Regions from separate parts of the Homo sapiens genome. Here region 1 is linked to region 2. Evidence: read pairs that join two places in POLR2A ChIA-PET (ENCODE). Cell type or tissue: HepG2. All regions are shown on one strand. Each heading gives the region's core, and the rest is flanking DNA. Links, peaks and the distances in the headings are about the cores only.

Evidence for each region. Peaks named below come from ENCODE experiments on the same cell type or tissue, not always from the same donor. Only the 100,000 strongest peaks of a DNase experiment are listed, where the experiment ranks them.
Region 1: POLR2A ChIA-PET joins it to region 2 with 5 read pairs; 6 of 35 experiments call an interaction of 5 or more read pairs at or near these places.

What each region holds. Positions count from the first base shown.
Region 1 is chr2:190,351,040-190,355,436 of GRCh38, forward strand. The region is part of intron 2 of INPP1 (inositol polyphosphate-1-phosphatase); the gene reads left to right. Among named protein-coding and RNA genes, the nearest start is that of INPP1, 9.6 kb to the left of the region's middle. In HepG2, for the core only: a CTCF peak has its summit at 1,730 (motif pointing left); a DNase peak (open chromatin) is centred at 2,022; H3K4me3 peaks cover 359 bases.
Region 2 is chr2:190,526,235-190,530,631 of GRCh38, forward strand. The region is part of intron 1 of NEMP2 (nuclear envelope integral membrane protein 2); the gene reads right to left. Among named protein-coding and RNA genes, the nearest start is that of NEMP2, 6.3 kb to the right of the region's middle. In HepG2, for the core only: no CTCF peak of the experiment used is centred there; DNase peaks (open chromatin) are centred at 2,547 and 4,037.

The DNA.
Region 1 (4,397 bases), core at 312-4,311, 180 kb before region 2:
AGGATGAATTCTGTATTCACAAAGCTAAGGGAAAATTCATCAGCCAACATTTATTGAACACCTCTGAGTTATGCAGTACGAGTCCTAAGACAGCAAATGCATTTAAATCTCTTGTTAGAGCATAAACAAGTAAACCAATGCATAGAGTGTTGGAAAGCTGGGATAGAGATTTGGCCCATCTCCATTCCCCCATGGCCCAGGTGCCTAAGATGGAGGAGGAGTCAGAAATGTCTCCTGAAGGAGCCAACAGTTGAAATGATTCTCCTTTTGCACATACATTTTTAAAAAACAAACCTTTTTAGTGAATTAGAAATATACACATAAACATTAGGAATCTCAGCAGTTAGCTAATAAATTGATACAAAGTCAACCCACTCGTGTAACCATCACTCATATCCAGAACATTACCAGAGCTGCCATCAGTAACCCCACCTTCTTCTCCAAGGACACCACCATTGTGACTTCCAACGTTGCTATAGGTTGGTTTTGCCTGTTTTTGAACTTTAAATTGATTAAATGGCACAGCATATATCTTTTGTGCCTGACCTCTTTCACTTGACAGCATGTTTTTGTGAGATGCATCCATGTTGTTGCCTATTGTCGCAATTCATTCATTTTCTCTGCTGTATAGCATTTCATTACATGAATATGCTGCAGTTTATTCCATTTTACTATTGATGCTTGTTTGGGTTATTACCAATGTTAGATTATTACAAATAATGCTGCTCACAAGTACGTGTCTTTTAATCCATACCTGCATGAGTTTTGTTGGGTAAATATCTACAAGGGAAATTAAATTGCTGGATCATAGATTATACTTATAGTCAACAAATTACAAATAGTTTTCCAAAATGATTATACCAATTTCATTCATGCCCGCAGTTCATAAGAGTTTCTGTTGCTCCATACCCTTAGCAAAACTTGAAATTTTCAGTCTTTTTTATTTTAGCTATTCCATTGGATACATAGTGGCACCCTGTTGAGATTTTAAGTTGCATCTTCCTGATGACTAATATGGTAGACTGTGTTTCTGTATGTTTATTGGCCATTTGGATATCCTCCTGTATGAAGTGCCTATTCAAGCTTCTTGCCCTTGAACTGATTCTGAGAAGGTGAGTGAGCATTAGGTCGAGAAAGCAGGAAGAAGGGCGTGTCAACCAGAGGGAGCAGCATGTGCAAATTTACAATCTTCCCAGAGCAGGAGAGCAAATGGATAGTGCAAAATCAGCTACTAAAAGGCTAAACTTAATCAGAGCCCATGAGGTAATGACAGCAACATCACCCGGATCAACATGAAATAAGACCCAGGAAGTACAGGCAGTCCCAAACTGTAATATTTATTGGATCCTGAGAAATGTTTGACAGTCAAATATCTGAAAGTTGAACATGGCTTATACACTGGGAAAACAATTTAGTTTTCAATGAGCTAAAAGGCAGTATTGCAAATCTCTAGTAAGGCTTGTAGTACAGTTTCCCTCTGGCCTCACAGGAATCTCAGGGGAGGCTACCATTAGCAAGTGACACAACACAGCGAGCCCCCCCTCCATATTTAGTGTGGGCCCACTTCCATTCCCCTGTCCCTTCTGCACAAACAACCTCCAATCTTTAAAACTACTCCCCAAGGCAGCCCTTGAGTATGGAGCAAAGGAGAGGTGGGACGAAGTCTATGTTTCCCCTACAACAGCAATGTGATCTGAATAGAACCTTGGCCACTGCCATCATGTGGCCACCTACACAGACTCCTGGACAGCTGTACCCCCTTGGAAAAGGTCATGAGAAACACCTTCTTGTAAAACACCCAGATATTTCACGGAAGCTTGGCCTTTTCCACTAGCAGCAATAGCTGTCAGGCAGGCCCACCACGCAATAGCTTCAAATTGCCATTCCTCAGAAGATGAGAGCCAGAATTCAGGATGTGAACCGTGGGGGTGGGGTGGAGTCAATGCGCAATGGGCAAAAATGTGTACTCTGTAAAGTGTTGAATTATCTGCCGGAAGAGGGAAATGTCAACAGAAGTGCTTTGACCCGCTTGCCTATTGATTAGAGAGCAGTTCTGTTTTGTGGCAGGCCCTTATCTATGTCATCACCCTTCTGTCACTGTGGACAACAAAAGGGCACAGCCAGCTTCTGCTACAACCAGGCTCTTCACATGAGAAGGAGCACTCTGGGCCCTAGAATCCTCACAAAATATCTCCCTTGACAGAAAAATGGCTCTCCCAAGCCAGTCATAGACTGTCTACCATGAAGCCAGAGTAGTCTCAGCCTCTAGGAGCCAGGGTTTCCACCCAGATGCCCAGAAACTGAAGCAATCAGATCTGGCCGACAAAAAGGAACTTTATTTGGGTTACTCAGAGAATTGCAAGTAGTTCCCAGGCTTTGGATTTAATGGAGTAGTAAGTTTTAAGAAAAGGTTTCAGTGACCCATATAAACTTGCCAACCTCTTACTTTCTCAAGTTAAGACATGTGACTGTGGTTTCTGTGAGGTTGTATTTCAGAGTCATAGCTATCATTTATTATCTGCCATGTGTAAAGCTCTGTGCTCTGTGATATTTTTCCAGAAATATCTCATTTGATCTTCACAACATCACTGCAAGGTAACTATTAATCTTTATATTAAAGGTAAAGAGAGAGTCTCAGAGAGGGTAAGAAAATACCTGATGCCACACAGCTAGTTAGTAGCAGAGTTATGTTTTGAACCCAGGCCTTTCTGATTCAAAAGCCTGTGTATTTTCCACTATATAGTTTATCCCATCTGAAATATGTCTAAATTATTCAGATAGGATTTTTAAACCTCTGATGTTCTGATAATGGCTGGAAATTTGAGATTTATCTTTGTGGAGAGGTTTGGGTTTCCAAGAAAAGTCTTAAGAACCTTTTTTCCTTCTGACATACTTCAATTCCTTTAGTAGCTCTCCAACTGGACTAGACAATCCTACAAAAGCAAAAGAGACCCTAATTCTATCTGACATTGTGACACAATTTTATGTTAAACATATAGATACGTACATTTGGTTTGAGATGGAAGGAATGAAACTTCTTTAAGCCCATTTTGCTGAAATGTGACTTGAAATAGATTGTTACAAAACAAGGCTTATGAGAGGTTCAGTGCTCACTGCAATATTAATTACTTGGCTGTTAAAGCGAATAGCTTTTAGTGGGAACGACTGCCTCACAGATGTTTCTTATTGACGACATAAATGGGGAGGAAAACACTATCCCATTTTCACTTTTGGCCAGAAAACAAAAGACAAAGGAATAGATTGTGTCAGCTAATAGATTGGGTCGCTAAGGTAACCACGGCCTGTCTTTCAGGAGAGGTTTTAGGGGCTAAATTATGTTACTTCAAAATTCACATGTTGAAGCCCCAACCCCCAGTACCTCAGAATGGGACTGTACTTGCAGATAGGACCTTTAAAGTTTATGTGAGGTCATACAGGCGGATCCTTATCCAGTCTGACTGGCGTCCTTGTAAGAAAAGGGAGACATGCCAGAGATTAACGCCCACGATGGAAAGGCCAGGTGAGGCCACAATGAGAGGGGCCGTCTGTGAGCCAAGGAGCAAAGCCTCAGGAGAAACCAGTCCTGCTGACACCTTGCTCTTGGACTTCCAGTCCCCAGAACTGTGAGAAAGTGCGATTTTATTGTTAAGCTACCCAGTCTTAACAAACTAACACCAGAAGAATTAGGTATTGGGCATGCCCCCTGCCATCAATGCCATGACAGTTAAGGGAGACATCAGTGGAACTTAATAGATGAGCTTTTACTACCCAGAAGGGTCCTTAACAGAGGCTGAAGATCAGCTGGAGAAAAGGTTTTTCTGAGAGTAAAAGGGAAGTCAAATAGTGACGTATAATGATCAAACCTAGTGACAGATATCAACTAGGGGTGTGTGTGTGTGTGTGTGTGCATTTTTTTTTTTTTTGCTATATAATGTACCTTATAATACTAATGTACTTATGATTATTATCCAACAATTACTGATTTTCCCTTATTTTAATAGTTAACAATTGATGAAAAGATTTCACTGGCTAGAGTACTGGTCAACAGTGGGGGCTTCTGCCAGCTTGCCTAGGTTTGAATCTTGTCCCACAACTTCCTAGCTCTGTGATTTTCAGTAAACAATCTCCTTGTGCCTCAGGTTCTTCATCTGTAAAATGGAGATAATAGTACCTACTTCCTAAGGTTATATAAGAATTAAATGAGTTAATACATGTAAGGTGCCTAGAAGGATGCCTGGCATATAGTAAGCACCTAGTAAATGTTAGCTGTTTCAATTTTAACCTATCTCTGCACAAGAATAACAGATAGCAAAACCATTGTACCTACATTGTTTCACCAAGATACCTGCCAGCAGGTGCCAGCTGCCACTAAAATTGCCAGCATAGAGGTAAAGAAA
Region 2 (4,397 bases), core at 285-4,284:
GGTGAAGGTATGGGTACCTCAACCTGTCTCTCCTGCTGTCCCCTCAGTGCCCTGAATCAGCCAAACCCAACAGGAAGACAGAGGGCAATGAAGCCCATATAATGCAGTCCACAGAGGTTAGCTTCCAGGCACTAAGCGGGGAAGAGAAGGGCTGAGAATAGATCTACACCAACAAACAGGGAATACCAGCTCAATAAGGAAGTGACAGAAACACATTTGTATTTTAGAAAGAATATTCTGTAAGTAGTGTGCAATATTAAAGAACAAAACTGAAAGCAGAAGAACCACTAAGGAGGCCACTGAAGCAATCTAAACAAGAAATGGACTAAGAGAGGCGGGAGAAATAACAGATTAGGAAATTAAATCAGCAGGCTTTACAGATTCATTTTATCAAGGAAAACAAGAAGATGATGTAAAGGTTTCTGATAAGCGGAGAGATAGTGAGGCCCTTTACTCAGATAAGAAATACTAGAAAAAAAGCAAGTTTGTACAGGGAAGTGGGGGTGAGTTCAATTTCGGATATACTGAGTTTTCATTGGTGGGATTCTGTGAAGATGGACAGATCTTCACATCTCCAGCAAGGAGAAATTTGGCTGGAGACAGATGTAGATACCTAAATATATATGTATGCTATATATAATGTATAATACAACTCAACATAACTGAGAGAAAGAGAGATATATATTAACCCTCTGTGTTACAGAGGGCTAATGTAAAATGCCACAAGAAAACTAGAAAGTAATGATGTTCATTTTCTTCTGTGGTCGTTGCTGTATTTGGATTTGAAATGAAGTGGAATGAAAGTCGTAAGTTCTTCCGGATTCAAGATAGAGTGTCACCTCCACATCTGTTCTTTAGGAAACAGGAACAAGGAACACTTATGGGTACACAAAGAAATGGGCTTTACATCCAACCCCTGACTCCTTTAAGGAAAGTGTGGTCAGTTGTTCCTCCTGAAAAACCTGAAATGAAGCTAGAACAACTTGCTACACCAAAGTTGGGGAAGGACTGAGTAAACAGTAACTACTAGTAAACAATCACATCCATGTAGGGAATAATACTGAATATGCTCACACAAGGCCCTGGTCCTGGCCTGAAATATCCTTAGCATTAAGTTGGAGAAAAGTGAAGACAGACTTGGGGAAAGGATCCTGGGAATGCTCGCCATCTCCCAGAACACAACTCCATAAAAGGGAGGGTTTTCCGGTGGCCACACGAAGCAGCAAAATTACACAAGGACCCAACGTATTCAACTGTGACAGTCAAATCAGTCATCTTTACTCTTCACATTATGATAAAATGCATATGTTTCTAAATATATCAAGAAATTTGCAGAGTTTGAGAGTCCAAGATGCAAATACAAGAATCCAGGTGAAAAGCCAGTAAAAACCACAAGAAGGAACCTCTAGAGCAAAGGTCCCCAACCCTGGGGCCAAGGACCAATACCAGTCCATGGTCTGTTAGGAACAGGGCTGCAGGAGGTGAGCGGTGCGCGAGGCGAGTGATCATTACCACCTGAGCTCCACCTCCTGTCAGATCAGCAGTGGCATTAGATTATCATAGGAGCGTGAACCTTACTGTGAACTGAGCAACCTAGGGATCTAGGTTGCATGCTTGTTATGATAATCTAACTAATGCCTGATGATCTGAGGTGGAACAGTTTCATCCCAAAACCACCCCAACCCCACTCCTATCCTGTGGAAAAACTGTCTTCCATGAAACTGGTCCCTGTTGCTAAAAGGTTGAAGACTGCTGTTCTACAGGCTCTCTGTTAAATACAGGATACTAAAAATGAAAAACATGCTCCTGCATGGTGTGTCCATGCACAAGAGCCAAAAGAAGAATTCACAACCAGGGCTATGAATACACAAAGCAACCAATGCTGAGGCACATTTTTGAATATATCTGAGATGCAAATGACTTCTGGCCAAGGGCAGCATAGGGGGAAGTGCAGTCCCAGGGATATCAAAGGGCTGGCAGCTACCTATAGAAAAGAAGAATGTCAAGGAATGTAGTATATAACCTGGAAGATCCTGAGCAACTGCAATGAGAAGACATGAGAACACATTAAATGCTCCCAGTTAGTAAGCAGCAGAGGTGTGGGGATCAGATCTCTGGATTCACCTTGTCATGTTCTGCCTTTGCACAGCCTCCTCGGGGGGGTCTCTAAGCATGGCTAGAGTTAATAACTTTATACTGGGAGTCCTCAAACAAAAGTGATTCCTACCTATCGTTGGAAAGGGAGTGCATTCCAGCAGGGCAGGTGAAGAGCATGAAGTCTCAGGTACACGGACCCAGCAGCCCAAACTATGATAATAATGTTTACTTCCAGACAGGTCTTTCTTCACCACCCATGTGCTCAATGCTAGATGGGCTTTTCTTGTGGGTGCCTCCAAAGGTCCCTCACTGCAATTCTTCTAGTGAGTGCTGCTACTTCAAGGGCTAAATCAACTCTCATAGAACAGTTCCCTTTTGTTAATGGTCTGAGGAAATAACCTTTTGGTGGGGCCTGAGTTTTGCAATCAAATGCTCTCTTCAAATAAGGTTCTTTCCACTTGATCCTAAGACTGTCTCCTAAATCATTCCAAACCTGGAGCTCTTAAGAGCAAGATGATGCAATTTAAGTATAGTGTATACTGCAGTTTCAACATAGGAATAAATGCTTCTCTCTTACCCAAGCCACATTCCTCTTGCACTAGGATGATGTAATAGCCTTCTATCTGGCTGGTCTCCCTGCTTCCAGAATTGCTGCCCCCCAACTACCATGTTTTCCCCTACAACACACTTTTCAATTAGCAAATAGATCTTTTTAAAAACATGAATTGGGCCCGGGTACAATGGCTCATGCCTGTAATTTCGCTTGAACCTGGGAGGCGAGGTTGCAGTGAGCTGAGATCACACCACTGCACTCCAGCCTGGGCGACAGAGTGAGACTCTGTCTCAAAACAAAAACAAACACAAACAAACAAAAACATGAATGGGAACCCATCATTTACCTGCTTAAAACCCTCCAATGGTTTCCTTTTACACCATTAATAAAATCCCCCTCCCTTCCAGGGACCTGAGTGCCTCTATGACCTTCCCTCCTCCACCTTCCCTCCCAGCCCACTGCTCCAGCCACAGCTGGCCTTCCTGTCCTCAAGATGCCAGCGAGCCCCCACATAAAGTTTCCTCAGTCTGCTGCAACCTTCTTCTCCCAGATCTTGGCAGAGCTCATCCCTTCCAATCACTGATATACTCTATCAAACACTCCCTTCTCAGAAAGGCCTTCTTTGACCCCACTGTCTAAACAAACACACCCCAACCACTTCCACCTGCTTTATTCTTTCTTCATATTACATATATATTTATTAGCTTATACTCTGTCTCTCCATGAAGTCAGGGACATTGCATGTTTATCACTGTAACCCCCAGAACTTAAATATTTATCTTTTGTGTGTAGCTTGTGGTTCAAGAGGACTAGTGGGTTATTTAGGCATGTGTGGCCTACCAATGGAAGTCCAGCCAATCTTTGTAAGAGCCTGGCCAGGAATAGTCAGCACCGTAAAAGAAGGTGCACTCTGGCCCTCCCTTGAAACCACCTGATGTAGTAGGATGCCCTTGCCAGCCTGTGCCACTGCCATCCCATTTACAGAACTGACAAAGCATGAGGGCCAGTCTGGAAGCCACAGGCTGCACTTCCCCCTTGCCCTACCCCATGGCCAATACATCCATAGCTAGAGGGTTGAGTACTGTAACCCTTAACATCCTCTGGACTGGGGATCATCTTCTTGCCCCTCACTGGATAGAGGAGGTCAGAAAGAATAGGTGGCATTAAGCTTCTTTTGTTTGACTCATATATGATACATCAGTGTATTCTGGGTAAGGGATCTGCCAGTTAGAGGAAAAGAACTTGTTCTGCATTTCCCCTCAGTCTTCAACCAGATTAAGGACAGCATAGAAGGAAGGAGGTTGTCCTGACTGTTCATGCCTATAGACACGCTAGTAAAAGCATGTTGCAGTGTTTTCCCTCGAATTCTCCAGAGTGGCCTCTGGCTTTTGAGGTGAAGCTGATGTGGAATTTACACAATCCATGAGATTCCACAAAGTGTCAGTGCTTCATGGTGTCCTCTGGCTGCCCTTTTTTCTTATCACCTCTCTCCCGAGGTGAATGAGTCTCAAACAACCCACACAGGAATTCCTAAATATCTAAGGGACCATAAATTCAGCCATAAGAAGCCACAAGCCTAGCTTCAAGTCAGTTCATTAAGCCACGGGCTATTTGGACTAGGCAAAAGACAGTGATTGTCACAAGACTGTTATCACAGCTGGCCCACTGTTCTCTCTAGAGAGAACAGATCTTCCAATCTTAGATTGATTATAAAGGCTGTATCTTTCTTAGGTCTCTCCTCCCTTTA